Linked DNA regions of Homo sapiens: region 1 is linked to region 2. A link is a loop called in an ENCODE intact Hi-C map of the cell type or tissue named here. Cell type or tissue: heart left ventricle. All regions are shown on one strand. Links, peaks and the distances in the headings refer to the core of each region. The heading gives the core; the rest is flanking DNA. Region 1 has its middle 6.8 kb from the start of NPPC. Region 2 overlaps DIS3L2 (DIS3 like 3'-5' exoribonuclease 2).

Region 1 (12,119 bases), core at 4,120-12,119, 57 kb after region 2:
ATCGTATAGCCAGGGGGTGCAGCCCATTGCAGACATCTGTTCTTCCCTTCCCAACACCCTTTTCCCTCATCCTTTTGTTACCAGTTATCAATTTTCCTTTAGAGACTCATCCCTTCCTCATTCTCCAGGGTTCTGCTGGGGCAAGCAATCTTCATATTTCGCCTCTGGGGCCCCAGAGATGGGTGCTTGAGCTAAGTCTGGCCAATCTATGAAAAACCATCTCCTTGGCCACAGTGACTGGCCAAGTCTAACAAGTCAAACAAGGCCAACAAGGCCAGCTGGTCCTTCCATAAGATTCTGTCTAGACCTAAGAGGAGACATCTGAGGGCATCACTCTCCCTGCCTGCATCCCCTACCACACAGAGGAAGACGCTCTGTAGTAGGAAAGAATAAGGCCATCACATGGAGGCAGAGAAGTTACCGGGAGAAAGAGAGAGGCTCAACATCACTTAAATCACTGAATCTGTTGGCCTCTGAGCCAGCGAATAAATAGGCTCTCGCCCTGGACTTCCTGGTTATGCAACCAATAAAGTTTCTTAGAGCTGGAGTTACGTTTCTGTCATTGACCAACTGGGGGCTTGGGTCCGGCCGGATCTGGGTCATGTGCTTGTGTCTATAATAAAAGAGATGGGTTATTGAGATTGGTAGGCCACAATAAAACAGGGTTAGAGTGGAGGGAGAGTTTCCGAAAGAAGTTAGTGCTGCACAGAAGAAAGCAATAATAACGTCCAGACAAGTATTGAAATAGTCAGTTACCAAATAAATGGGGGTTTTATCCAGTTCTATTAGCCTTTACAAATCAATTGCCAAAAATTAAGTATACAGAAAATAATTAAGAAAGTTGTATATATTAAATTTTGTCCCCTACAAATAATAGTCATATTTTTAATGCACGTGAGATATTTATAAAAACAACAAATATTCAGGCACAAAAGAAAATCTGGCCAGGCATGGTGGCTCACGGTTAGCCTGTAATCCTAACACTTCAGGAGGCCGAGACAGAAGGATTGCTTGAGCCCAGAAGTTCAAAACCAGCTTGGGCAACAGAGTGAGATCCTCGTCTCTACAAAAAAAGTAAATTAAGGCCAGGCATGGTGGCTCACGCCTGTAATTCCAGCACTTTGGGAGGCCAAGTCAGGCAGATCACGAGGTCAGGAGATTAAGACCATCCTGGCTAACATGGCAAAACCCTGTCTCTACTAAAAATACAAAAAGTTAGCCAGGTGTGGTGGCAAGTGCCTGTAGTCCCAGCTACTCAGGAGGCTGAGGCAGGAGAATCGCTTGAACTCGGGCGGCAGAGGTTGTAATGAGCCAAGGTCACGCCACTGCACTCCAGCCTGTGCTACAAAGCAAGACTCCATCTCAAAAAAAAAGAAAAAGAAAAACACAGTAAATTAAAAAAAAATTAGCTGGGTGTAATGGTGCGCACGTATAGTCCCAACTACTTGGGAGGCTGAGCTGGGAGGACTTGAGCCCAGGAGGTCGAGGCTATGGTGAGCCGTGATCATACCACTGCATTTCAGCCTGGGTGACAGAGCAAGACCCTGTCTTAAAAAAAAGAAAAAGAAAATCTCAAGAAAGTTCAAATCTCATAAATATTACAGTTTCAATATCCCTAATCCAAAACTTGGAAATCCAAAATGCGTAAAATCCAGAACTTTTTGAGGACCAACATGATGCTCGAAGGCAACGCTTATTGGAGCATGTTGAATTTCAGATTTTTGGATTAGGGATGCTCAGCTAGTAAGTGTATAATGCAAATATTCCAAAATCCAAAAAAATCCAAAATTAAAACATTTCTGGTCCAAAACATTTGGGATAAGGGATATTCAACCTGTATAAGTTATATTATCTGATTACAATACAATAAAGTTAAAAACCCATAATAAGAGTTTAATGAGGCCGGGCGCGTTGGCTCATGCCTGTAATCCCAGCATTTTGGGAGGCCGAGGTGGGCTGATCATTGGGAGATGGAGGTTGCAGTGAGCCGAGGTCGAGACACTGCACCCCAGCAAGGGCAACAGAACGAGACTCCATCTCAAAAAAAAAAAAAAAAAAAGAGAGAGAGAGAGTTTAATGAAAATGAAATGCAACTATTTTAATTAAAATTACTTTTATAAAAGTTTATAAAGTAAAAATAACATTTATATAAGAAAGCAACTGCTTGGGAAATCTTTTTTATTTTAAGGCAAAACCAGGGAAAATGCCTACTAGTCTATAGAACACATGCAGCAGCTCTGAAAACTTTACGGAAGAGCAGAACATATTTATCTGAGTTGAATATTTATCATGAATCAAGTGAAGAGAAAATGATGAAAGAAACAATTATCACTACATCATATGGGAAATGGATAATAGTGACATGCGAGTAACAGGTCTTTACTCACCATTTACCACAGAACATTCCAGACAGGTTAAAGTTAAATACACGCATGCATACACACTCACACAACCATTCTTTAAAACCACAACAGAAGAATATAAAAGTGTATGCTCCCCCTATCTACGGAGACATTGGTGTCAGGACCAAGTGTGGGTTTCAGGGCAGACAGACCTCTGAGTTTCAGTCCCAGCCATGGTGCTTACTCCAGTACTTAACATTTCTGAGCTTAGTCTCCTGTCTATGTAATGTAGGTGAAAATACCCAGTTCGCAAGAATCAAAGCCACTATGTGGTCCACACTTTCAGCCTCTATAGTGGACTTACCCAGGCTGGGTGCTGGGGTAGCAAGAGCAAAACAAACAAGATCCCTGCTCTCCAGGAACAAATGGCCCCTGGGAGAAATGGCCTGAGCCAGGCGACCACACAAGCATGTAGTCAAAGAAAAGTGCAGGAGGCTACGAGAACTCAAAACATCTTGAAAATGTGTAAACATCTGTATATGAGCATAGAAAAGCCATACAGTGAAAGGCCATTTCATAGTAAACATGAAAATAATAATATCAATATATCTAACACTCTGATAAAAATACTTAAGAAAGCCCATATACCAGGTCATGTCCATTGGCACAGGGCTGACAAAATTCAACCAAACCACAAAGAGTGCTTATGCTATCAAACCCTTTCAACCAGCAATTAGAAAGAAAGAAACAAAAGAAGGAAGGAAGGAGGGAAGGAAAAGGGAAAGGGAAAGGGAAGGGAAGGAGGAAAAAGAGAAGGAAGGAAGGGAGGGAGGGAGGGAAGGAGGGAGGAGGAGAGATGAAAGAAAGAAAGGAAAAGAGGAGAGAAGGAAAGAGAGAGGAAGGGAGAAAGAAAGAAAAGAGAAAAACTCTGTTTATATAGGCATGTTTTTACCTGCGATATTTGTAAGCACATGACACTAAAAACAGCCCAAATCCTGACTGTGAACCATTACATTGCAGACTATGAAGGTTCATGGAAAAGGTTTTATCAAATCATATTACATGAGAAAGTTGATCACAAGATATTATGTGCACTTCAAATCCAACTAGACACAAAAGTTGCCGGAGGATCTGAAAACCAGGGAAGTAGTAGACAGGCCATGTTATATCAGTGGAGCTGTGCATATTTGCTATTAGTCTGACTTTTCTGTTTACCTCGCACTGTAACATTGGATAAATATTCTATACCAAATTTCTAAGGAGGATTGATTTTTAAGGGGCCATTCATCATTCCACCCAAATAAGCTCAGCATCGCCAGGTCATCTTCCTTGGGCTCAGCCTGCAGTTTCTAAGGAAGCAAGAGAAGGTGTGTGCAGGGCAGAGGCCAGCAGGGCCGGCAGACAGTGTTCCTCCTACAGAAGCAGCTGCCCATGGGCCCCTGGCTTGGCGAGGCCTGGGAGCATCTTATCACATGAGCTCATGTGAAAGGCCCACGCCTCCAGATCTCCAGCAAACATATGCAGTTCCTTTCCCATCACTGCCCAGCTCTGCTCCAGGGTCCATGAGCTCATTGCTGCTGGGCAAGTCCTCCTGGGGTCAGATAACCGCCAGGGGCAGCTCCTTTCCCAGCCTCCAGCCCTTGCCTTGTGCCCCCAGGAGACACAGGGCTGCCCTGATTTCCACTGTGTGATTGCAGGCAGAACACAGAGCTTTGTGTGAGCTTAGCCTCCGTCCTGGGGGGCTGAGCTGGTTCTCTCACTCCAGCCCTGACCCCTAGTGATGGCCTGGCCTCAGTCTGTGACCAGGTGGACCCCGCCTGGCCTCCAGGCCCTGCCCAGGCTGAACTGCTGTCTTGTTTCTGTCTCAGTCCCAGAATCTGCAGCAACCCTGAAACCAGAGGCCATCTCCCAGGTGGGTGTCAACCAGAAGAGTCATTGAGCATGGGAGAGGGGGCAGAAATGGAGGCCCTGCCCTCAGGGACCCCGGGTGGCTGGTATGAGGGGAGGTTTCTCCCAGAAGGTCAGAGCTGGTTCATTCATTCAGTCTCACACAAGAGGGCGTCCATTGTGTGCCAGGTCCAGCAGCAATGGAGTCCCAGGTGAGTCCCAGCAGTCCTGATGTCACAGACAACTGGAGAGAGAATGTCCCCTGGCCCTGCTCTGTTCCTGTGGGCAGCGGTCCTCGTCTAGGCCTCAGAACCCTACCCCACCCACCTCCTGTGCTCTGGCCTCAGACCACTACACACTGGCCACCGAGAGAGCTGGTGTTCTGAAACTAGAGCTCTTGCCTTCCCAAAACTTCCAGCCACAACATTCCCAATCAGTCTGGCCTCGTCCTTTCCAGACTTCCCAGAACTTAAAGGGAAAGAATGGGAAAAAGGGACAATGAGGTCCCAGAGAAATGGCCACTGACAGATATGGCAGAGGCCCCAGGGCTCTGAACCGCCCCCCAACCCCGAAAACGGCCACAGGTGGTGGAGGAGCTGTGTCTGTTTGTCTGCCAAGCCACACACCACATTCCCATGGGAGCCCACTGCGCGCGGGGTGGAGACAGCTGTTCCTCTCGGCACATGTGCTCTCGGGGAAGCAGGGTTGCTCGCTCCCCAGCCCGGTCCCTGTGGCTCGCTGGACTTCAATCCACTCACTCATGTGGCTGCAGCAGCCTGCTGAGCCCATGTGGCTGAGGGCAGACCATGTAGCCAGCGGGGGCCTCCACAGCCCCATCTGCAAAATGGGGCAGCTGGTCACTTTGCCAGCACCTTCTGTCTGAGGGCAGAGGAGGCCTGTCCCTGCTGTGCCCTGAGGCCCGGTGCAGTGCTGGGAGTCAGTCGCTGTGCATTTACTGGTCACCTACCAATTTAGCAGGCAGTGGGCTGGGAGGTGGGGCTACTGAGGCGGACACAGGGGTTCCCTGGAGAAGCTGGTGGCGGGAAAGAAGGAAGGTTTGTTGCCACCAGGGCTGTGACAACAACATGCTCGGGAGCTGAGGGACTCCACAGCTGGATCCTGGCTGCCTGTGCTGAGCCAGGGGAGCAGCCTGTGGGAGCAATGGGCACAGTCCCATGGAGGGCAAGCCTCAGGGCTCAGCAGAGGGGGCACACCCTGGAAAAGATTCCCGGGCCCTCTCACTTCCCTTCAGGTCCTGGCCAGGCCCTTCTGCCAGAAGCACTCCTGAGGGTCACACGCTCCTCTCCAGCAACCTCACCTCCCGGGAGGTTCTCAGGGAGCAACCCAGGCACACCACCCGTCTGCCCACTGCTCTGCTGCCCATGGAACTCAAGGGGACAGACAGAAAGTGGCATGCCTGGGATCCAGGCAGGGTCTAGCATCTGGAGGTCTGGGGACAGGCTGCCCAGAGTCTGACACGACTTCTCTGACCCTGCAAAGTTTCCTCCGGTCACAGGAAGGAGCAGGGCTCCAATGTCTGGGCTCCGTCCTCTGAAGCCAGATGCCCTGTCTCCCACCCTGCAGACTCCAGGCCTTCCCCCGCCCTCCCCGGCTCAGCCACCACCCAGCTTTCTGGATTTTCTTGTAACACCTCACTCGCCACCCTGTGTCTGCAAGCTCAGTGAGGCCTGTTCTGCTTGAGGAACACATTTGCATCTAATGGGGTAAGAAGGTGCTGAAGTTAGAAATATTTGCTTGATTTAGTAATGCATGTGAGCATATGTCTCATTCATTTTACCTACGTGAACGCTCCCCCTTCAGGCTGCAAGCTACGGTCAGCAACTAATTCTTTAGAGGCAGTGTGATCATTAGAATCATCTCCATCAAATGATTTTGAGTGTGATTTTTAAAGACAGCAGTGCTAGCAGTCGGCCTGGGCCCAGTCCTTGAACACTGCCCTGAGGATTTGCTTTGCTATTTCCATAGAGGAACCATTGGGGACCCCTAATTTTGCCTCTCCACATGTTATCCCCTTTGCCTTTCTATCCATCCCTGAGGGAAGAAGGCAAGGACACCCCCAGATGTCCTCACTGTCACATCAGGGGCTGTCTGCGAGGGCAGTAGGGCTCTGGCAGAATGGTTATTCCAAGAATGGAGTGTGGGGGAGGTCAAGCAGTGGGCACCGAGGGCATGGAGATGCCTGTGGCTGATGTGTAAGCAACAGAAGCCGGCTCTGGCTGAGGGAAGTGGAAAGGAATGCATTAAAAGGGCATTGGAGGCCGAGCGTGGTGGCGCACGCCTGTAATCCCAGCACTTTGGGAGCCCGAGGTGGGTGGATCACCTGAGGTCAGGAGTTCGAGACCAGCCCGGCCAACATGGCAAAACCCCATCTCTACTCAAAATACAAAAATTAGCCATGCGTGGTGGTGCAAGCCTGTAATCCCAGCTACTCGGGAGGCTGAGGCAGGAGAATCGCTTGAAGCTGGGAGGTTGCAGTGAGCCAAGATTGCACCATTACATTGAGCAGTCAGGAAGGCTCGGGAATAACTCACCCAGGGTCAGTTGCCAACATCAAGTGTGGATCAGGTGGAGGGAGGACCTCAGTGCAAGCCATTGGGGCCAGCCTTTATGTGCCAGCCTTTATCAATGACAACTCTGTCACAGAACAGTGGGTCCTACTGCCACCACCACCCTGCCCAGGAACTCCTCTTGTAGTATGATTCAGAGCATTCCCTGAAGACCCGGCTTCTCTGAGACGATGGCACCCAATTTGAAACTCAGGGCTGGTGCAACGGAATTGGGGCAGTCCAGGTCACATACCCAGGCACAGGTTGCAAGGGTGCCCGAGAAAGCAAGCACATGATGATTCGACTTCTCCAGTGGGCTGTGATGCCGGGCAGCAGCAACCATGGATGGACACGTGCTCACGTCACATGGACACTCGCCTCTACTCCTTACCACCTCTGTGGACATCGACATCCTTAATCAGCTGCTTCCTGGGAAGTTCTGAACCCTACACGACTCTAAGCTGGGATTTTATTTCATAAATTATTTCCCCCACAAGACAAAACAGGTCATCATTTCAGGAGAACGACCTTTCTTCTCCTTGCCAAGTGTACACTGGACATCAGGGACCACCTTGGGCAATCCTCGGGAAACATTTGTTGTGTAAGGTTACACACTGGGCCCAGAGACAATTCACACAGGCATAATGGTGGTTTTTTGAACAATTTATGGGCTTTGGGCTTAAAAGTGTTTTCTAATCCCTGTGGAGCCCAGATTGCAAAAAGTTTGTTCCCTCCAGCCCTCATCAGCATCTGGCTTGGTCATGTCCGCTTCTTACAAGTGTTTTCTGGTCATTCTCATCTTAGAAATTGACCGCTCACCAGGAGGCAGCGGGTGATGACACACTCACGGGGCAGAAGTCTGCAGAGAAGTCTCTGGCTTGGAAAATCCAGAGACACGGCTCCCTTGAGGTGACTGGTGGTCCTGGATCCTAGCAAGTCCATTCCATGATCCCTTCTGGGAAGGTGCCAAGTTAGGGGGCTTCTGTAAGATACTTGGTGGTCCCTTCTATCCATAGGGAGAAGCCCCCTCCTCCTTGAAGACTGTGGCCCCTATCAAATCTGAAAAAAGGTCTCCAAGACCAGACAATAGACATTCTCCTCCAGGTACAAACCAAGAAGGTGGGCTCACTGCAGGGACCCCCCAGAGCAGGAAAAGAGCGGCTCACTGCTTGGAAAAGCTCCATATGACCAACATTTTACCAGAGTCTAGCCAAGGCAAGCTTTTGTCCCTAGGGCAAGAATTTGGCAGCAGATCCATTTGCTCTGCAAACATCTGGTGCAGGCTCTGAGCTGAGGTTGGGGTGCTGAGCTCTTTTCTGCTGGGGAGGCCCTCTTGCTCACTATCCTGCTCACTTTCTCAGGGCTGAAGCCTCTCACTGCCCCACTCACCTGCCCTTTGACAGCCAGATGGAGAGCTGTTGATTCCCCCAGGGAAGTGAGCCTATTTGTGGAGGACCTGTCTTTTCTTTTTGGCAAGCAGGGGAAAGGAGGAATGAACTCTGACGTCATGGACTGCGTAGGACAGTGGGGTTGGAGGCCATCTGGAGCAGGTGCTGGCAGGACCCCTGGGAAAGGGAAGGAGGGCAGCTGGCTCATCAGATGGGGGTGTCCTGGGGTCAAAGACTCATGGTACAACGAGGTTAAGCTTTCCTGGAATCTCTGGCCCGTGAAGGATGAATGACGCTTCCTTGGCCTCCATCTCCTCCAGTACTCCAGTCCAGCGCCATGGGTGCAGGACTCCTGGAGGAAGGTACCAAGCTCAAGGAGACCTGGCCATGCCCCGGCCTCTGTGTGCTCTGAGGGGCTGCACCACTAAACAGTCCTGGGGAGTTTCGGGGGCTGTGGGGGTCCTCTCACCCAAAAGTATGTGTGGACATGCAGTGACATTCAGATCTCTCTTCTGCCTCAGCTGTCTCCTGCTGTGTTTGGCCAGGGAGAGGTTGGAAGCCTCTTATCAGGCCCCAGATTCACTCTGCCCTGTCTAGAAGACAAGGACAGTGTTTTTCTAATTACAGGTGGTGAAACTGAGGGCCCAAAGCAGTGACGGGACTTGGCCAGTGTCCCGCAGCAATTTCCCTGCCTGACCTCAAGACTCGCTCACTGCCTGTTTAGTGTCTTCTCTGAGAAATTATGCAGCTGGAAGGGGGCCCCGGGATAAACAATTGCAGAGAAACAGATGGGCGGCTCTGCAATCCTCCCCTCCAGTGTGCCTGAGAGCCCTCCCCTGCAGCCCTGGGGCCAGGAGGGGGCGCTGCTTCGCGGGGCTCCTGTTCCTCCCTCCTGGGGACCTAGGCTGGACAGTCCTGTCTTAGCTGCTCCTTCCCCAGCCTCCCAGCAGCCCTTCCACACGCCTTTCTCCCACCAGGCATCCTGACCAGGGCCCACTCTCATTTTCTATCACATCCTGATTCCTGGCCAGACATCGCCTGTCCCAAGGAAGGGCCCCTCTCCAGTAGGTGTCAGAGTCGCACCTTGCCCTTCTGGGAGGAGGGAAAGAGTGAAAAGGGGCCCACAAAACGGGGTCCCGCCCTTCAGAGGGCCAGAAGGGAGAAAATGGTCCCACCCATGCAACTCTCCGACGCTGAAGGCCCTGCATACCCCCAGCCTACTGTGGCAGAGCTGATACCCTGGACTCGCCCATGCAACTCTCTGACACTGAAGGCTCTGCATGCTTCAGGCTGGCTCTGCCTCCCACTTCCTGCTCCCTCCCACTTCCCCCACACCTAGCTGACCCCCTTCCCCTTGCCTCATCTTCAGGCACCCCCAATAAGCTCACTTGCCCTTCCCACCCCCAAGAGCTCAGCAGGCTCCTCTCTCTCCATCACACCCCCCACCTCCAGAACACCATCGACCTTAGAATTGCCTCTCCCTAGTCTGCCTCCTCTGGGCACCCCTGCCTGAAGCACTCCACCCTCCCGAGGTCTGGGCACATGGGGTTCTGCAGTCTCATCGGCCTCCCCTGCCCTCTGTGTTGCCCTTTGGTGAGGCCTCTCATTTGGTTTTTCTCAAACAGCACCCCTCTAGGCCTGACTCTAGTACATTCCACTGTTAGCCTGGTTTTCTGTCGAGGTTTTCCTCTTCTCTTCCCTTCTCTTCCTGTGTTTCCAGGCTCAGCACAGACTTTTCCTTCTCCAGGAAGCCCACCCTGCTAGTCCAGGCTGGAGGAGGAGCCCTCCTTGGGTGGCCTCAGCCTGACCTGTCCCCTTCCCTGTCATTGTCCTTTTCAGCCTACAAAGCTCATGTCTGTCTGCTAGGGGGTTCTTCCCGGCTGGATGGAACCCTGCAGGCTTCAGGGATGCTCAGTAGATACCGGGAGATCAGCGAGATCAGTGAGAACGACATGATTCCTTACAGAATTACCGCGGCCTTGGGGCCTTTTCTCCCTCTTTTGCCGTTAGGAGGAAATTTAAAATTGAGCAGTCAATAAAATGACTTGAATAGCTCATATTCAGCTGCTCAGTGAGTTCAACTTTCCCAGGCCATGCCCCTGGGGCCTGGGGCAGAAGAAGCAGACTTCGTAAGGGAAAAGCAACAAAAAGGGACCTGAGTTCCAAATCTAGGCTCAGGAGGAAGAGTGGGCGTCCTCTGCAGCTCCCCAGGCAAGGAAAGCAAAGGGAGAGGGGAAACCTTCATCTCCAAGGCAGTTATGTGCTGATGGCACACCTCCCGGTGGCCCCTCCTGCCCAGGCCTCTGACTCTTACCCACCCTGCCTCCCAGGCCCCAGCTAAGCAGAAGCTGCTCCACAGCCTGCCCCCCGGGAAGCCTCCCTCTGCAGATGACCACCGCCCAGTGGTCAGGAGTGGCAGCTCACCAGATTTCCCTTCCAAAGATGGGAAGGTGAGTCCAGGGAATCGGCTCTGCCACAGTAGGTTGGGGGTGTCAGTTTTATTAATTTAGCCTCAAAGTTCAAACAGAGAGGAGACCTAGATAGTCAATCACCTGGACGCGAATGTGTCTAGGAACACAGAAGACAGGAAGGACCAACCTAAGGACGTTCAGACAGAAGGAAGTAGCCATGAACAGCGGAAGATTTCCTTAATAAGGGGCTTTAGAGGATGTACTGCTGGCCCCTGGAAACCAGCCCAGTGCTTGACTCTAGAGTCAGTCTGTGTGGCTCTGCCTGACTCTTTAAACAGGTATAAAGAAAGCAAGTGTCAGAGAAGTTCCAGATGGTAACATCCTTCTTTGCACAGCAGGCAAAAAGCAGAGGGAACTTTCACAGCCCACCTGGATACCCCTCCCTATACTGCTTTCTAGTTCCTCTTCCTTTCTCCTCAAATGAAAGAGTGGTGCCACTCTATGGGTGTTAGCACGGAGAGGAATTGGGGGGCTGCGTGGAGGTGGTGACTCAATTCACCAGAATCCACAGAAGGTGCCCTGTTGATGTCTGGATCTTCCTGGAGATCAGGAAACTTTGCTGCCCCAAACTCAGACCTCAGGTGTTAGCTGTTTCCTAAGCAAAGTGACCTGTGTAGTGGTTGCTCCAATGTTGTGAGTCAGGGTATGAGAGTGGGAAGGGGTAGCCTGAGAAAGGTGCCGACAGAGCAGACCATGATGCGGCCGCCTTAGCAGCTCTGGGACCAGGCTCACTACCACGGAGGGAAGAGGGAGGCTTGGAGGGAACCTGGTTCTCCAAGCCCCTCTTCACTCCAGTTGCCTTCCTGCCTCAGGCACAGCTTCCTCTCCCTGGAAAATCTCGTCTGGGCTACTGTCTCCCCAGAATCGCCTTCACGCCTGGGGACAGCCACTGCACTCCTGCGGCAACATTTGTTCTCTCTCCAGCCTGCGTCCTGCTCAGCAGCAGCCAGTCATAGATTCCTGCTCTTCAATCAATTCGGGGGATCTGGGCTCTCCGCCTCTGCGGCCCACACCGCAGTGCCCAAATGCCCACCACACTCCTTAGTGTCCAAGGGACCGAGAAGCCCAGTGCAAGGAGAGCAAGTTCGTGAGTGGTAGGGATATGTGGCCATGTCCCGAGAGCCACGGGGACCTCTCTACAGTCAAAAACGGGAAGTTGACCACCTGTCACGGCTGGCAGAGGCTGGACTGGGCCGCTGGCTAGGAAGCTCTCTCCCCAGCCTGTGAAAGTGCACAGGATACTGGAGCGGGCTTCCCCCAGCAGCGGATCCTCGCGTGGGTGCAGGCAAGGTCAGGTGCGCATTGTTCCCACAGAGGGAGTTCACCAGCGGAGTCAGACCCCGGGACGTTCTGTGTGGCCGAAACCGGCTGAACGTGAACCTAGAGCAGTAACTGGCGAGCATACGATGCCGCGGAGCACACGCATGAGCATGAATATCTTGGTTCCGCGCTCGCAGTCCCCTC
Region 2 (16,348 bases), core at 5,151-13,150:
ATACCTGTTTTACTGAATTACATTTTTTCTCATGCTAAAGAATATTCCCAACAACTGACAATTTTGATATACCCCTAACATGGAATACAAATGACGCACTAAATAAATGAAGTTCAAATAATCAATTAAAGGCTATGTGGACTACAGGATCATTCCACCCTGTTTCATATGAGCCAAAACAGATTTATTAGCTGCAAGCTCAAATAAAGTGATCTCAAATGAGAGTTATGTCAGTAAAAACACTGCCTCTTAACAGGTCAGCAATGACTTTACTCACTTATATTTTACAAAATATTTTGAGGATTTAAAAGATTAAATGTCCTGAAAGGGACAACAGCCCAGCACTTTTTGCAAACACAGCTGTTGGTTAAAGCTCTTGAGAAAAGAAAAGCTCTGGAATAGAAATCAGTTGTAGGAAGAGATAATGGTTATAAAATATTAAGCAAATTTTGGAATCTTTATTAATCTAATAGCTGACTTGTTTCTAAACCTTTGCTTCCTTACAATAGGCTAGGCTTGCTTCAGGCCCTGGCCATAGAGCAATAACCATGACAGACCAGGTCCCTACTCTCATGGCGCTTACAATCTAGGGGAGGAGACAGACAATACACAAGCACACAGGCAGTGACACAGAGCAGGGAGGCAGTGGCCAACAGGGTGGGGGAAAGGGACACTACTTTAGTTCAGTCATCAGGAAAGCCTTTATTGAGGAAATAATACTGTCACTAAGGCCACCATGTGGAGGTCACAGACTAGAGCCTTCTAGACAGACAGTATGACAAGTATAAAGACAGAAAAGGAGGAACAATCTCAGCATGTTCAAAGGACTTTAAAATAGAAAGCCTCCACAGTCTTATGTATAGTAGTAAAGAATAATCCATTTTATATTAGATGTGATAACAGCATTTTGACTACATGTGAAAATGTTCACATTGCATAGTTAAGATATGTACATAAATGATGTCAGGATTTCTTTAAAATATTTCAGCAAAAGAAAGATAAACACGGCAAATGTACAAAAAATACTAAATTTGGGTTATGCACTATTCTCTCAATGCACTATTCTCTCTACTTTTGTGTGTTTCAAATTGTTTCATAATTTTTAAAAATTCCACAAAATAGAGGCTTCATGTTAAAACTGACAATACCTCATTATATTCTTTCTCTTACTTTAATACCCCAGCTGGGCTCTTACCTCTTCAGTTCTTCCTTCTGATGACCTCACCTGAGATATAAACAAAAGCTTTAAGGACCTAGGTGTATACAAGATAGGTCCTACAATCTATGGCTGAATCCAGTTTCTATGACAGACATAGCTACTCTATCTAAGGCAAGGTTGGAAGCTAGACAGTATTAAAATAAGACAGCATAAAATAAATAACCACATACTGATAAACAAGAAGTCATTCTTCCTGAGAAAAACAGGAATTGCCTGGACCAAAGACCATCCTCCCAATTCCATGGGATTACTCTGGCAAAGACATTCTAATTGTGAAATCCCACTGTCAATTTTCAGTCTTGATCTTAGTTGACCTTGCTGTAGCACTTGACACAGTTGAGCATTCCCTTCCTTCTTGAACCTCTCTAGCTGTTTGGCAGATGTGAGGGCAGTACTAAAGATGCCCATGCTTCTTCCTTTTAAGGACAAGTGTCGCTACCACAGCCCCTCCTGAGAGACAGGAAGAACTTTTGTCCCAAATGACCAATTTTAAAGAAACCAGAGTGAGTCCCTCCTGGGACCCAATAATCTATACTTTATTGAATGGTTTGGAAGCTGTGTGTCAAAATCTTCTATTTCTAGTAACATAGTGGAGTCAATATCTGAAAAACCACCTGATACTGAATTATTGAATTATTATAACTGCTAAACAAAATATTACCAGTTTCTTTTAAAATGCACAGTTGAGTTCTCAAGAAAGAAAAGAAAATCCCCAGGAGCTAAAAATCAAGTGGGAGCCAGAAACCAGAAAAAGTAGAAACTGAGGCTATAGAGACCCTGGGAGCACTTTCTGGTGTTAGTATCAAGAGTGGTTTAAAGCCGCAGAGGGACTGAAGACTCTAAGGCTTTGATGATACAAAATGTAGAAAGGTTGAAGTGAGCCCCTTGGAAAAAACTCAGACCCTTGAAGGGGAACAATCTCAGTGAGAAAATAGGCTAGAAAAAATACACCAGCTGGTGAAGGAAAAAAAATCACAGGTGTCTGTTTTGATCTAGGTTCCATAGGAAAGTCTCCTCTGAACATTCAGAACCCAGGATTGTATTCACACAATAGGGTCCAGCTAATGAACCCCAAGCATAGAAACGAACTTAAAGTGATCCTAGATTGGTGGCACCCATTGCTGAACCAAAAACTCCTCTCAGAACTATTTGCTTCAGAATATGCCTACAGTCAAAAGCCTGCTAAATGCTTACAAAGCACATAAGGAAAGAGCCATCACGATTGACAGTCAGAAAGAAAAAATAGCAAAATGTAGTACAGAATAACTTCAGGTCTTAAAAAAAGACAACTACAGAATATTTTTAAACAATGTATATAAAGTAATGAAAGGGCCCAATGGCTCACACCTGGGAGACCAAGGAGGGCAAAACACTTGAGCTCAGGAGTTCGAGACCAGCCTGGGCAAAATAGTGAGATCTCGTCTCTACAAAAAGTTAGCCAGATGTGGTGGCATGCACCTGTAGTCCCAGCTACTTAGAAGGCTGAGGTGAGAAAATCACCTGAGCCTAGAAGGTTGAGGTTACAGTGAGCCATGATAATGCCACTGCACTCCAGCCTGGGTGACAGAGTGAGACCCTATCTCAAAAAAAAAAAAAAAGAAAAAGAATGAAAGAAAAAAAGAAAAGAAAAAATAAACACAAGCGAAAGAAACTTACTAAAATATAAATTTTGAAAGAAATAGAATTTTACAAGTAAAAAGTAACTAATGTTGGAGAGTAACTTTATAGTTAAGTGTACTAGTACTAGACTTTCTCCTCTTGAGTTTTTAAAATTACATTAGGTAATTAAAAGCAAAAGTATAATATTGTCTGATGTGGTTTTCAATGTATGTAACTATAAAGCAGGGAGGGTAAAGGGGCCTAAATCGTGGTAAGCTTCCTATGTTCCACCTAAAGTGGTAAGCTGTTGACACTAGTAGACCATGACATAGTAAAGATATCAATTCTCCCCAAACTGATTTATACATTTAACATAATTCTTAGCAAAGTCCCAAGATCTTTTGTAGATACAGACAAGCTTATCTTAAATTTTATATAGAAATGAAAAGGAACTAGAATAACTAAAATAATGAACGACCAAAAAAAATAAAGTTGGAGGAATCATACTATCTGATTTTAAGCTATATAGCTATAGCAATTAAGACTGTGGTATTTTCAGAGGGACAGCCACCTAGACCAATGGAACAACAGAGAGATCCCAGAAATAGCCCCTTACAAATATGTCCAACTGATTTCAGACACAAGTGCAAAAGCAATTCAAGGGAGGAAAGATAGCCTTTTCAACAAATAGTGCTGGAACAACTGGACATCAATAGACCAAAAAAAAAAAAAAAACCAACAAAAAATCTTGACCTTTGCCTCAGACCATATATAAAAATTAACTCAAAATGGATCCCAGATCTAATACAAAAACTATAAAACTCTTAGAGGAGAACATAAGAGAAAAGCATCATGACCTACGATTAGGTGAAGAGTTCTTAGGACATGAAAAGCATGATTCACAAAGGAAAAAAAAGATAAATTGTTATTTTTTTCATTTCTAGAACCTGTCATTGACATAGATGAATGACAACTTATTCAACAATGACATTCTTATTCAACAATGTTAACCGTTAGAGCTCTTCTAAGAAGACCAAAAAAAAAAAAAAAATGCAGTTGGAATATGAGCTCCTGTTTTATCCTTAAGTATTAAAGTGGATGAGAGGGAGGGACTTAAATGTATATTAATTATTTCATTTTAATGAAAGACATTACCTGGACACCATTTACCTACAATATATCATTTTAGGATCTGTGTGAAATCTCCAGGTAATTAAACCTAAGTGATGCAGACCCTCAGAGGTAACTGGGGGACTACTGACCTCAGTCAAGGATTACTGATAAAGAAAAAAAGCCATCTCAGCCAGGCGCGGTGGCTCACACTTGTAATCCCAGCACTTTGGGAGGCCGAGGCAGGTGGATCACCTCAGGTCAGGAGTTCAAGCCCAGCCAGGCCAACATGGCGAAACCCTGTCTCTGCTAAAAATACAAAAATCAGCCAGGCGTGGTGGCTCACACCTGCAGTCCCAGCTACTCAGGAGGCTGAGGCAGGAGACTTGCTTGAACCTGGGAGGCAGGGGTTGCAGTAAGCCAAGATCGTACCACTGCACTCCAAGACTCTGTCTCAAAAAAAAAAAGATAACTTCATATTTTCTAGCTTACATAATTGGATGGACGGGAGTTACATGCACCAGGACAGGGTTATTGAATGAGGATAGAGGGGTAGAGATCATCAGCCAAGAATTGGACGTGCTGAGTTTGAGGTGACTGCAACACCAGGCAGCTGGACACAAAAGTCAGGAGCTCTGAAGAACATCTGGGCTGACAGCAAATTTGGGAGTCACCAGAGAACAAATCATAACCAAAGCAACTGAAATTGAACACAGATGCGATCAGCCTAGGAAGAATATCGAGAAAAAAAGGAAGGGACCTAGGATTGAGACTCTGAGGAGCCTCAAAGTTCAATAGCCAGGGAGAAGGGAACAGAAATTGCAAAGACTGAGAAAAAATGGCCTCCTAAGAGGGAGATATAAGAGAAAACTTGGAAGAGTGTGATGTCAAGAAAATGTCTTTTCTCTACTTCCTGGAGGCTTGGCAGCAGGGAAAAGAGAAAGAAAATCAAGATTTCGAGAAGACAGAGGGCAATGAAGCCCTATGTCACTAAGAGAAGTGAAATAAGGCATTAAGTGTTCATTACACTTAGCAGGATGGATATCACAAGGGGCTCAGTGAGAGGTGCAAGGGGGAAGCAATGGGGATAACACAAAAAAGAAATCAGCTGAGAAATGAATGGGCTGGGGGGATGTGGAGTTCGTGAGCTGTTGATTGCTTGTGAAATTTAGCCATGAAGCGGGAAAGGTGGAAGCAAAAGACAGTTTGCCTTTTTGTTGGTGTTTTTATGAAAGGAGAAACTTGAGCATGTTAAAACACAGAAAGCATGGAAGAGGTGACACGGTGGAGCCAAGGACAATGGGTAGCTTCTGTGAGGGTAGGAGGGGAGGCTGGGGACAGGTGCATTTTGGGTAGCATCCCCCAACATGGCCCGTACTCTTCAAGCTCCCTGCACATTCTCACACAGTTCACTCACCCTCTACTCCAACCTCACTCTTAAAATTTTACCCATTAAAGAACAGCTCAAATTCCATATCCTCTCCCCTACTGTCTCACCTAATTTCTCCAGCTCTTGGGATGCCTTCTCCACAATCCCAAGTGGGTCATGTTTTCCATCTATTTGACCACGAAATCTTTGATAGCAGGTTCCACAGAATACACAGTGGGAAATGAACAGTCTCACGCCTGTCCAGCTCCAGTCCTCATCCCTCAATACAGCCTTCCCAACCATACCACAGCAAAGTAATACCTCCCCTCATAAGGTCCTTAACAATTTCATCATTTAGCACGTGAAGTGTTGAGGGTTCCAGTATGTAAATTCCAAGAGTGTAGAGCCTTGTATGTCCCGTTCATCACTGTATCCCCAGTTCCTGGAAGGGCTAGCACACAGTGGATACTCAGGAAATGCTTACTGAATGAAGTCATTAAAAGAGATGCCCTGTGTACTCTCAAAACCTGTAAATTACTGAGGAGCAGGGATCATGTCTTCTGCCTACTTCTACACCATGCCCACAGGGTACACACCTAATAAATGTTCTTGATAACAGGAGAATTTATTACGGCCTAATGTCACATCAGGAATTACAGGCACAGTTTGGCAATATACCCTAATGCAAATAATATGATATACCCTGATGGAAAATAATGAATAGCCTCTGTAATGTTTTTCAACTCTAAATTTAAAAGACAATTAAGGCCAGGTATGGTGGCTCATGCCTGTAATCCCAGCACTTTCGGAGGCTGAGGTGGAAGGATCCTTTGAGCCCAGCAGTTTAAGACCAGCCTGGGCAACATAGCCCAACTTCATCTCTACCAAAAATCTAAAAATTAGCCAGATGGTGGCACATGCTGTAGTCCCAGCTACTCAGAAAACTGAAGTAGGAGGATCATTTGAGTCCAGGAGTTCAAGAGTGCAGTAAGCTATGATAGTGCCATTGCACTCCAGCCTAGGAGACAGGGTTAGACCCTGTCTCTAAAAAATAAAAATAATTTAAAGACAATAATAGTTGCCGTCAAAATATTAAACATTTCCCACATTACGGAATTTAAGAAAACTCTTAGGCTGGAGTGGGCTGACGCCTGTAATCCTAGCACTTTGGGAGACCGAGACAGGCGGATCACTTGAGGCCAGGAGTTCAAGACCAGCCTGGGCGACATGGCAAAACCCCATCTCTACAAAAAAATACAAAAATTAGCCGGGCACAATGGCTCATGCCTATGGTCCCAGCTTCTTGGGAGGCTGAGGTAGGAGGATCACTTGAGCCCGGGAGGCAGAGCTCAAAAAAAAAAAAGAAAACTCTTAAAGACAACTAAACTTTCTCTCGCTTCTGAAATTCTCTTATAAATTCATATAGCACTCCAAAAACTCGGAGTCTATTTAAGATTTATTTGAATGCTGGAGTTTAGTATATTCACATCTTGGTAATACACAGGACATCGGTAATGGCAGGAAGTACATGAAGGATACTGCTTGAGTGGATCTACAGTATCATTACTTGCCTAATAAAGACAGAATCATCTTAATGCCACTGAAGTACCAGAGTTTTGGCCATAAATCACACAATAACAAATTTAAGATTTGCAATGACAAAACATACAAAACCAAAATTGAAAGAGATCTCAAATACAAGCTTTGCTACCAAATAAGGCCCAAAAATGTTATAAGGTGGAAATTGTTTCAACAAATAGCTTGATTTCTCATGTGTACTCTGTACAGTATAACATTATAAATTCAATCTCATGTTTCTTTCCCGCATTTTATTACTACGATTAAAGTCATCTACAGAATTATTACACTGAAGCGACTAAGATTTCTTCCTATGCTTTAAAGACTTTCGTATCAAACTGGCATTTTCAACCCTCTGAAATTTATTCTAACCTTTCTTTTTGGGAAAAATGTGCAGACTTCGGAGACAAATTCTAGGGAGAGTGGCAAAAAGCACAAGTCAAACACAAGTACTTTAGAAACAATAAGAAACCACTCTCCATCCATCCAGTGAAGGAAGGAACAGAGAGAAACACTTGCAAAACAATAGAGACTAATTAAAAGCCTCATCTTAAAACCTCATCTTTAAAAAAAAAAAAATCAAAACCTAAAGAAGCATGGGAAGGTATTGGTGTCAGAATTCACACTTGGCTCCAAATATCAAATAAAAGGATCTTGTGGAAAGAAAACACAAAGGGTTTCTTTTTGTAATGTATGGGCAGCACACTGGAATACCTCTGCCATGATCAGTAAACCTAGGCAACAACAGTAAAATTCTATTCTCTCTCCTGAAGTAACTCAGGGGCAGTACTTCAGCACCACTGAAAAAGCCACCCTGGAAGGTTTTAGAAATCATGACATCTATTTCATTGACCCTTGTCTCTACTCCCTAGCAAATAAAACCTACATCTTATCTTTTTGTTGTTGTTGTTGTTTGAGACAAGATCTCATTATGTCACTCTGTCACCCAGGCTAGGGTGCAGTGGTACGATCACAGCTCACTGTAGCCTCAACCTCCCGGGCTCAAGTAATCCTCCCACTTCAGCTCCCGAGTAGCTGGGACTATAGGCGTATACCACCACACCCCACTAATTTTTTCTACTTTTTTGTAGAGACAAGGTCTCACTATGTTGCCCAGGCTGGCCTCAAACTCCTGGGCTCAAGCGATCCGGCCTCAGCCTCCCTCAGTGCAGAGATTACAGGTGTGAGCCACTGTGCCCAGTCCCCTGTCCCTTTTCTTAATTACCGTTTGGGGAGACTCTTTTACTCTTTATTTTGGAAATTTTAAAACATCCATGAGGTAGAAAAAATGTAAGAAACTACCATACATTCATCATCAAATTAAATAATTTTCAATTAATAGCCAAAGATTTTTCATCTACGCCTCTATACAAACACACACATACACACACACACACACACACACACACACACACACAATTATACTGACACATACATTTTTAAAACTCCCATTTACAGGTCACACTGGCAAAATATTCTATTTAGCAAACAATTCAGCAACAACTACTATCACTTAGGGCCTTTACTTACAGAAAGCATAAATTTTATTGAGCAAGGTTACCACAAGCTCAATCCAAATTTCATGCTGTGATACAGAAGCAGTTATTTAAAAATAAAGCTGAGAAAGAACTCACCCACTATCTACACGCATAATTTCAACGGTAATCCGAGCCATCACATCTCCATACACTAGTCTCAAAAGTAATAAGACAAAGGAAAAAAGGGTTGCAAAGCTCATCCACGTGGCCAATTTTACCATGGCAATTTGGAAAAATATGTGACTTTCAGAACCTATAATCAACTGAACAAAATGACTAAAACATACAAGAATTGAAAGTAATTTTCCCTAGGTTCATATCAGTTCAAATAAAATGTCAGTGTTCATAAAAACTTGTTTTTATTTTACACAAGAGATTAACATCAATCTAGCTTCTGTGTTAGTTATTTATTTTTTTCAAAAATGTCAGTTATATCATGGCCTTAGTCTTGGGAAAGTATTGCTACAACAATGCCTACTACTCTCAGGACTGCGGCTGCAAACATCTGGAAGTTACTACCAACAGACTTTCAGCCCTAAGCACGGTAAGGCCTTGCTAAGAACCATCTTCCTGCCTACACACAAGATCCACGTCATGTCTTGGAGAACACTCCTGTAAGATGACATATAAAGTCACAACCAGTTGTAATTTACCCTCAAAGTCACGGAGAAGTCTAGTGTTATTCAAGGAATCTGGAGGAATGGAGGACACAAAATTCTAAACAGTAAAATGACTAAGATACTAAAACAGACCACAGATAGATAGGGAAAGCTTGATGACCTCTAAGTCAACTTTCTGATTTTGGTCTGTCAGCTAAGCACGTGGCACTGGTGGACCTGAGAGAGGCCCTACAAAGACAACCCTCACTCTAGCTCCACTTTCCGTGGAGAAATTAAGTTCCACATTCATGCCCTTCAACATGAGTGAGTTTGAAAGATAGTGATTCTAGGGTTTGGAGCAATCCAAAATTCTAGATTTTCCACGTAAAAACCACTACCACTCTCAAGGACCATCACCATGAACTTAATAGTTATAAAACGTCAGGTAGACAGCAGAGAAAACAATCTAAGAAAAATAGGCCAGGTGCGGTGGCTCACGCCTATAATCCCAGCACTTTGGGAAGCCGAGGCAGGTGGATCACCTGAGATCGGGAGTTGGAGACCAGCCTGGCCAAAATGGACAAACCCTGTCTCTACTAAAAATACAAAACTAGCTGGGCGTGGTGGCACATGCTTTTAATCCCAGCTACTTGGGAGGCTGAGGCAGGAGAATCGCTTGAACCCAAGAGGCAGAGGTCGCGCACAGTGAGCAGAGATCGTGCCATTGCACTCCAGCCTGGGCAACAAGAGCGAAACTCTGTCTCAAAAAAAAAAGAAAGAAAGAAAAAGAAAAATGACCAAAATCATTCCCAAAACACCAAAGTACAACTATGACAGACCTGGTGTACTTCTTCTCCCTACCACTTCAAAAAAAGAAGTCAAAACACCAGCACTGTAATCCCTGCTTCTCATGGAGACAAAACAAACCCAAAGTCTACAGACTCCAGGGAAATAAGCTGGGCCTCCAGCTCCACTAAAGAGCTCCAGATTCCCAGTGCTTACGCATGCCTTCTAAACTGAGGGTCAAGGTGCAGGACCTCAGTTCCGTGGCAAAGTTCCTAGCCTTGGGATTACCTTAAACCTTCAGCTAGCAAGTGTTCAACTTGTCACTTACAGGGAAACTACATCACTAAGACCTTGCTGCCTCCAGATGCACATTAAATATAAAACCTATATTCATGCAGAGCCTTTGTGCACGCTTCATTAACCCAGATGTGATTAAATCCAATGTTATGATTCCCACGGAAACTGCAATCTTGGCAAACCCATACACATGTATTTCATATTACTTCAGATGGTAGTGACGTTAAAAGAATCTTAGAAAGAATAAGGCACATTTTAATTGCCACATCTTATTACAAAGAAAACCTTCCAGAAAGATGAGAGATTAGAAAACTGCCTTCCTCCAGGGATAGTGGAGCTCTTTCTTTGAGACAATTAACAAAGACTAGACCAAGCCCTGAAGAATGTCCTGGAAGAAACTATCCTTATCTGGCCTGAAACACACAGCCCAGACAACTTAGGGTTTCCTATAAACTCTATTTCTAATATGCAAGACAACCAGCTGCTTGATGCTTAAAACTTCATTTAAACTATTTAATACTTCCATAAAGTACCATAAATGTTAATCAGATGCAGACCTAACTTTAACTCCAACTAAAAGCAACAGATGAAATATCTGAAGTCATCACAAAATGGATCATCTACTGTAAAACAAATTAAATACTTGTTTATGTCAGCCAATATAGAAAATAGTTTCCCTGGTTCTCAGTTTCTGAAAGGTCAAGTGCTACTACAAACAGGCTAAAAGATTAATGAAAGACAGTAGAGCTCAGTGGTTAAACAGGCTTCTGAAGTCAAAACACCCAGGTTTGAATCCAGGTTCTACCATTTAAGATGACTTGAGCAAATTATTTCATCTTTCTGTCCCTCTCATCATCTAAAAGAGGCGATAATAATAAAAGCTTCTTTGTAGAGCTGTCTTAAGTACTAAAGGAGACAATACATGTAAAGTTCTCATTTTTGCTTCTTCAAAAATGCCAATGTCACAGAAGACAATGTAAAGAGCTGTTCCCAGATTAAAGGAGGTAAAGGAAACATAACAATGAAACACAATATGTGGACCCAGACCAGCCCCTGTACTAGAAGGGGACAAGATGCTAAAAGGGACGTTGCTAGGCGAATTGACAAAATTGTTATAGATGATAGATCTGATAAAAGCTATATCAAAAGTTATGTTAAATTAAGTTGATAACTTTCCTGTGGGTATGTGTACTAATCAGGGTTCTCCAGAGGGGCAGAACTAATAGTTTATATGCATATATGAAAGGGAGTTTATTAAGGAAAACTGGCTCATACAATCACAAGGCAAAGTCCCACTACAAGCCATGTGCAAGCTGAGGAAGAAAGAAGCCATTAGTGGCTCAGTCCATGTCCAAAAGCCTCAAAAGTAGGGAAGCCAACAGTGCTGCCTTCAGTCCGTGGCTGAAAGCCCAAGAGCCCCGGGCAAACCACTGGTGTAAGTACAAGAGTGCAAAGGCGGAAGAACCCAGAGTCTGATGTCCAAGGGCACCAGGAGCGGACTGAAGCATCCAGCATGGGCAAAAAATAAAAGCCAGACGACTCAGCAAGCCAGCTTACCCGACTTGTTCTAGACGCACTGGCAGCCAATTGGATGGTGTCCGCCCACACAGAGGGTGGGTCTTCCTCTCCCAGTCCACTGACTGAAATGTCAATCACCTCTGGCAACACTCTCACAGACACACCCAGAAACAATACTTTACCAGCTATCTAGGCCTCAATCCAATCAAGTTGACACCTAATATTAACCATCACAGTATGTAAGAAAATATCCTTAATTCTTGGAAATACAGAAGTATGTGGGAGTAAGGATGTAGTCAAATTTACTCTCAAGCAGTTAAGGAAAAATTTTAGTTTATATTTGTGTGTGTATGGAAAAGTGGAGAGAGAGAAAGGAAGGAAATAATAAGCAAATGGGACAAAATGTTACCAACAGATGAGTCTAAGTAAAGGGTGTATGCACTCATGAGCATTTATTCCAGAGAAATGAAAGCTGCACATGAACGCTGACGGCAGCTTTATTCATAATAGCCAAATCCTGAAAACAACCGTCATTCAACAGATGAATGGTTAAGCAAGCTCTGATGCATGCATGCCATGGAATACTACTCAGCAATGAAGAAAAACAAACTATTGATACATGCACCAATCTGAATGAATCTCAAAGGAATTACACTGAATAAAGAAAAGTCAATCTCAAAGGTTACATACTATATGATTCTGTTTATATAGCATTCTGGAAATGACAAAATTATAGAGTTTAGTGCTTAGATGGGGTTAGGGAGGCAGAGAGAGAGGGCAATGGCTGTGGCTATGAAAATGTAGCACAAGGGATCTTTGTGATGGAACTCTTCTTTATCTTGACTGTGGTGGTGGTCACACAATCTACAGATGTGACAGAACACACACACAAATGAGTAAAAGCAAAACTGGTAAAATCTGAATACGGAGTACAAGTGAAAATGGTAGAATGTGAATAAGGTATGTGCAGTTACCTGATGGTGATACTGTACCTTAGTTACACAAGAAAAAACTAGGTGAAGGGTACACGGGATTTCTCTACATTATTTCTTACAATTGCATGTGATTCTACAAGTAGCTCAAAATAAAAAGTTTAATTTGCCGGGCACAGTGGCTCATGCCTATAATCCCAGCACTTTAGGAGGCTGAGGCAGGCAGATAACTTGAGGTCAGGAGTTCAAGACCAGTCTGGCCAACATGGTGAAATGTTGTCTCTACTGAAAATACAAAAAATTAGCTGGGTGCCGTGGCGCACGCATGTAATCCCAGTTACTCAGGAGGCTGAGCCAGGAGATTTGCTTGAACCTGGGAGATAGAAGTTGCAGTTGGCTGGGCGCGGTGGCTCACGCCTGTAATCCCAGCACTTTGGGAAGCCGAGGCGGGCGGATCACGAGGTCAGGAGATCGAGACCATCCTGGCTAACACGGTGAAACCCCGTCTCTACTAAAAATACAAAAAAAAAAAAATTAGCCGGGCGTGGTAGCAGGCGCCTGTAGTCCCAGCTACTTGGGAGGCTGAGGCAGGAGAATGGCGTGAACCCGGGAGGCGGAGCTTGCAGTGAGCCGAGATCGCGCCACTGCACTCCAGCCTGGGCGACAGAGCCAGACTCCGTCTCAAAAAAAAAAAAAAAAAAAAGAAGTTGCAGTGAGCCCAGATCACGCCACTCACTCCAGCCTGGGTGACAGAGTGAGACTCCATCTCAAAAAATAAAATAAAAATAAAAAGTTTAATTTAAAAATAAAAGCTAAAAGGAAAAATGTTTAAACAAAAATTAGCAACATAAAATAACATATGAATAATGATAAAGCACCAGAGGCATTCCTATTAACTTAAGAATAGGAAAAGCCTGCTATTTGTTATTTAATAATGTTCTAAAGGAGATAGTCTGCTACATAACAAAAAAGGTGATATAAATATTAGAAATGAGACAAAATGATCAATTATAAATGAAATCACTATCTAGAAAATCCAATACGCAAAAAGTATTAGAATATAAGTTCAATAATGCCCAAAAACAATACACAAAAATAGCCTTTTTATTATATCCCAATAATAATTAGAAAACTCTGTTATAATAAAGAACTTTGTTCCACTTATACTACATTTAATTCTTTTCTTTTTTTTTTTTTTTTAAGATGAGTCTCACTCTGTTGCCAAGGCTGGAGGGCAGTGGCGTGATCTCGGCTCACTGCAACCTCCACCTCCCGGGTTCAAGCGATTCTCCTGCCTCAGCCTCCTGAGTAGCTGGGATTACAGGTGCATGCCACCATGCCCAGCTAATTTTTTGTATTTTTAGCAGAGACGTGTTTCAACGTGTTAGGCAGGATGGTCTTGATCTCCTGACCTCGTGATCCACCCACCTTGGCCTCCCAAAGTGCTGGGATTACAGGCATGAGCCACTGTGCCTGGCCCTCAATCATCAGGCATTAGATTCTGATAAAGAGCACATAACCTACATCCCTCACATGCAGTTCACAACAGGGTTCGCACTCCTATGAGAATCTAATGCCACCACTGATCTGACAGAGGTGGAGCTCAAACAGTAATGCTTGCTCACCACTCATCCCCTGCTGTTGTGGCCCAGTTCCTAACAGGCCACGGACAGTTCAGGATCCCTGTTTTACAAGCCAAAGATTACCAGCCACCAACACAGGCTAACAGAGACATGCAACAGATTCTCCTTCAAAGCCTTTGGGAGGAACCAGCCCTGCCAACACCTTGATCTCACACTTCTATCCTTCATAGCTGTGAGATAATAAATTTCTATTGTTATAAGCCATTCAGTTTGTGATACTTTCCTATGGCAGCCTCAGTAAATCAATACACCACTAAAACCAAGCTTAGGAGATCCACTGAAAACTCCTCTCTGATGATCTCAAATAACTTTTCCAATAAAGGCAGAGGAATGTAAAATACATAGAGTGAAACTAAAGCAAAGCCTGATTAATTAAAATGCATTAAAGTCAGCTTAAAAATATACTTGTCTTTCAATCTAGTTTTCAAAAGAGTTTACCAAAAATTATCTTTAAAAGATGCTTGAGGCTGGGTGCAGTGGCTCACACCTGTAATCCCAGCACTTTGCGAGGCCGAGGTGGGTGGATCATCTGAGGTTAAGAGTTCGAGACCAGCCTGGCCAACACGGAGAAACCTCGTCTCTACTAAAAATACAAAAATTAGCCAGGTGTGGTGGCGGGCACCTGTAATCCCAGCTACTTGGGAGGCTGAGGCAGGAGAATCACTTGAACCCAGAAGGCAGAGGTTGCAGTCAGATGTGATATTGCCACTACACTCCAGCCTGGGCAACAGGGTGAGACTCTGTTTCAAAAAAAAAAAAAATGCTTGAATAAAACACTAAGAAACAAATCCAAATGTAGAAATTATTTAGTATATGATAAAGGAGGCATTTCAGATCAATAGAAAAAAGATTTCTCACTAAATGGTAATATAATAGTGGAGCTATACAGGGAAAAGAAATAAAACATTCTTTATCTACTTCACACTAAACTTGACAGATTAAAGAAGTTATCATAAAACACAAAACCATAAAAAGATTGAAAGATTTAACTGCAGAAAGATGAAATACGTAAGTATTGAATATATAATACATCATAAACAAATGTAAAGACAAATATAATATCTTGCTTCCCATGTTAGGTAAACTATTCCAAAGCACAGACTAAGATGAAAAACCCGCTACCATGCTGTAAGTAAGTGTATTCTAGATTGCAAAGCCAAGTAAGGAAAGCAAAGAATACAGGCCAATCTCATTTATGAACATAGATGCAAAAATCCTAAATAAAATATTAACAACATGAATCCCCACAATATATTGAAGATTACACACTCAAGCAAGTATATCCTATAAGAGTCTATCTATTAAATATAACTCACTATATAGCAATAGGGGGAGGTGAACTTAACAAATGTCCAAAAAAGAATATGACAAAATTTATCACCAACTAGTATTTCTTTTTTTTTTTTCTTTTTGAGAGAGAGCCTCACTTCTGTCACCCACACTGGAGTGCAGTGGCACAATCTCAGCTCCACAACCTCAGCCTCCCAGGTTCAAGCGATTCTCATGCCTCAGCCTCCCGAGTAGCTGGGATTACAGGCACGCACCATGATGCCCAGCTAATTTTTGTGTTTTTAGTAGAGACGGAGTTTCTCCATGTTGCCCAGGCTGGTCTTGAACTCCTGGACTCAAGCAATCCACCCACCTCAGCCTCCCAAAATGCTGGCATTACAGGCATGAGCCACCACGCCTGGCCACCAATTAGTATTAAACATCTAAAAAAAAGGACACTTAATAAGCACTTAATTAAAATAAACATATGTTAACTTATTTATATATAAATATGATATATAATATGTAAATATGTCTCATATATATATATATATATATATATATATATATATATATAAAATACTTAACAGTATAACATTACTGACATTCCCATTACAGTTAGGAGGAGATACCACCTACAACTCAACACTAAGCTGGAGCAGCCCTAGCCAACATAATCAGAAAAGGAAGAGGAATAAATATTGGAAAAGAGACTATGTGTTTATTATTTACAGATAAAATGACTATCTAGAACATCTAAAATGACATACTCACAAATTATATTATTGATAACATGCCTATATGCCAACAATGATAAATTTGAAAATGCAAGGAGAAAAAAAGATCAATTCTAAGTAGCAACCAAAATCACAAGCTAGTAGGGTGTGAAAT

Evidence for each region. Hi-C counts contacts between places; a loop is a spot of excess contacts. Peaks named below come from ENCODE experiments on the same cell type or tissue, not always from the same donor. Only the 100,000 strongest peaks of a DNase experiment are listed, where the experiment ranks them.
Region 1: it touches region 2 in a loop (2.6-fold over the local background); 2 of 110 quality-filtered maps call a loop at or near these places.

Annotation. Positions count from the first base shown.
Region 1 is chr2:231,927,090-231,939,208 of GRCh38, reverse strand. No RefSeq gene overlaps it. Among named protein-coding and RNA genes, the nearest start is that of NPPC, 6.8 kb to the right of the region's middle. RefSeq lists an enhancer at 11,469-12,119. In heart left ventricle, for the core only: a CTCF peak has its summit at 9,038 (motif pointing right); DNase peaks (open chromatin) are centred at 4,878, 7,619, 8,388, 8,938 and 1 weaker place; H3K4me3 peaks cover 176 bases; H3K27ac peaks cover 2,720 bases; H3K27me3 peaks cover 2,670 bases.
Region 2 is chr2:231,981,285-231,997,632 of GRCh38, reverse strand. The region is part of intron 1 of DIS3L2 (DIS3 like 3'-5' exoribonuclease 2); the gene reads right to left. Among named protein-coding and RNA genes, the nearest start is that of DIS3L2, 28 kb to the right of the region's middle. RefSeq lists an enhancer at 7,091-7,712. In heart left ventricle, for the core only: no CTCF peak of the experiment used is centred there; no DNase peak of the experiment used is centred there.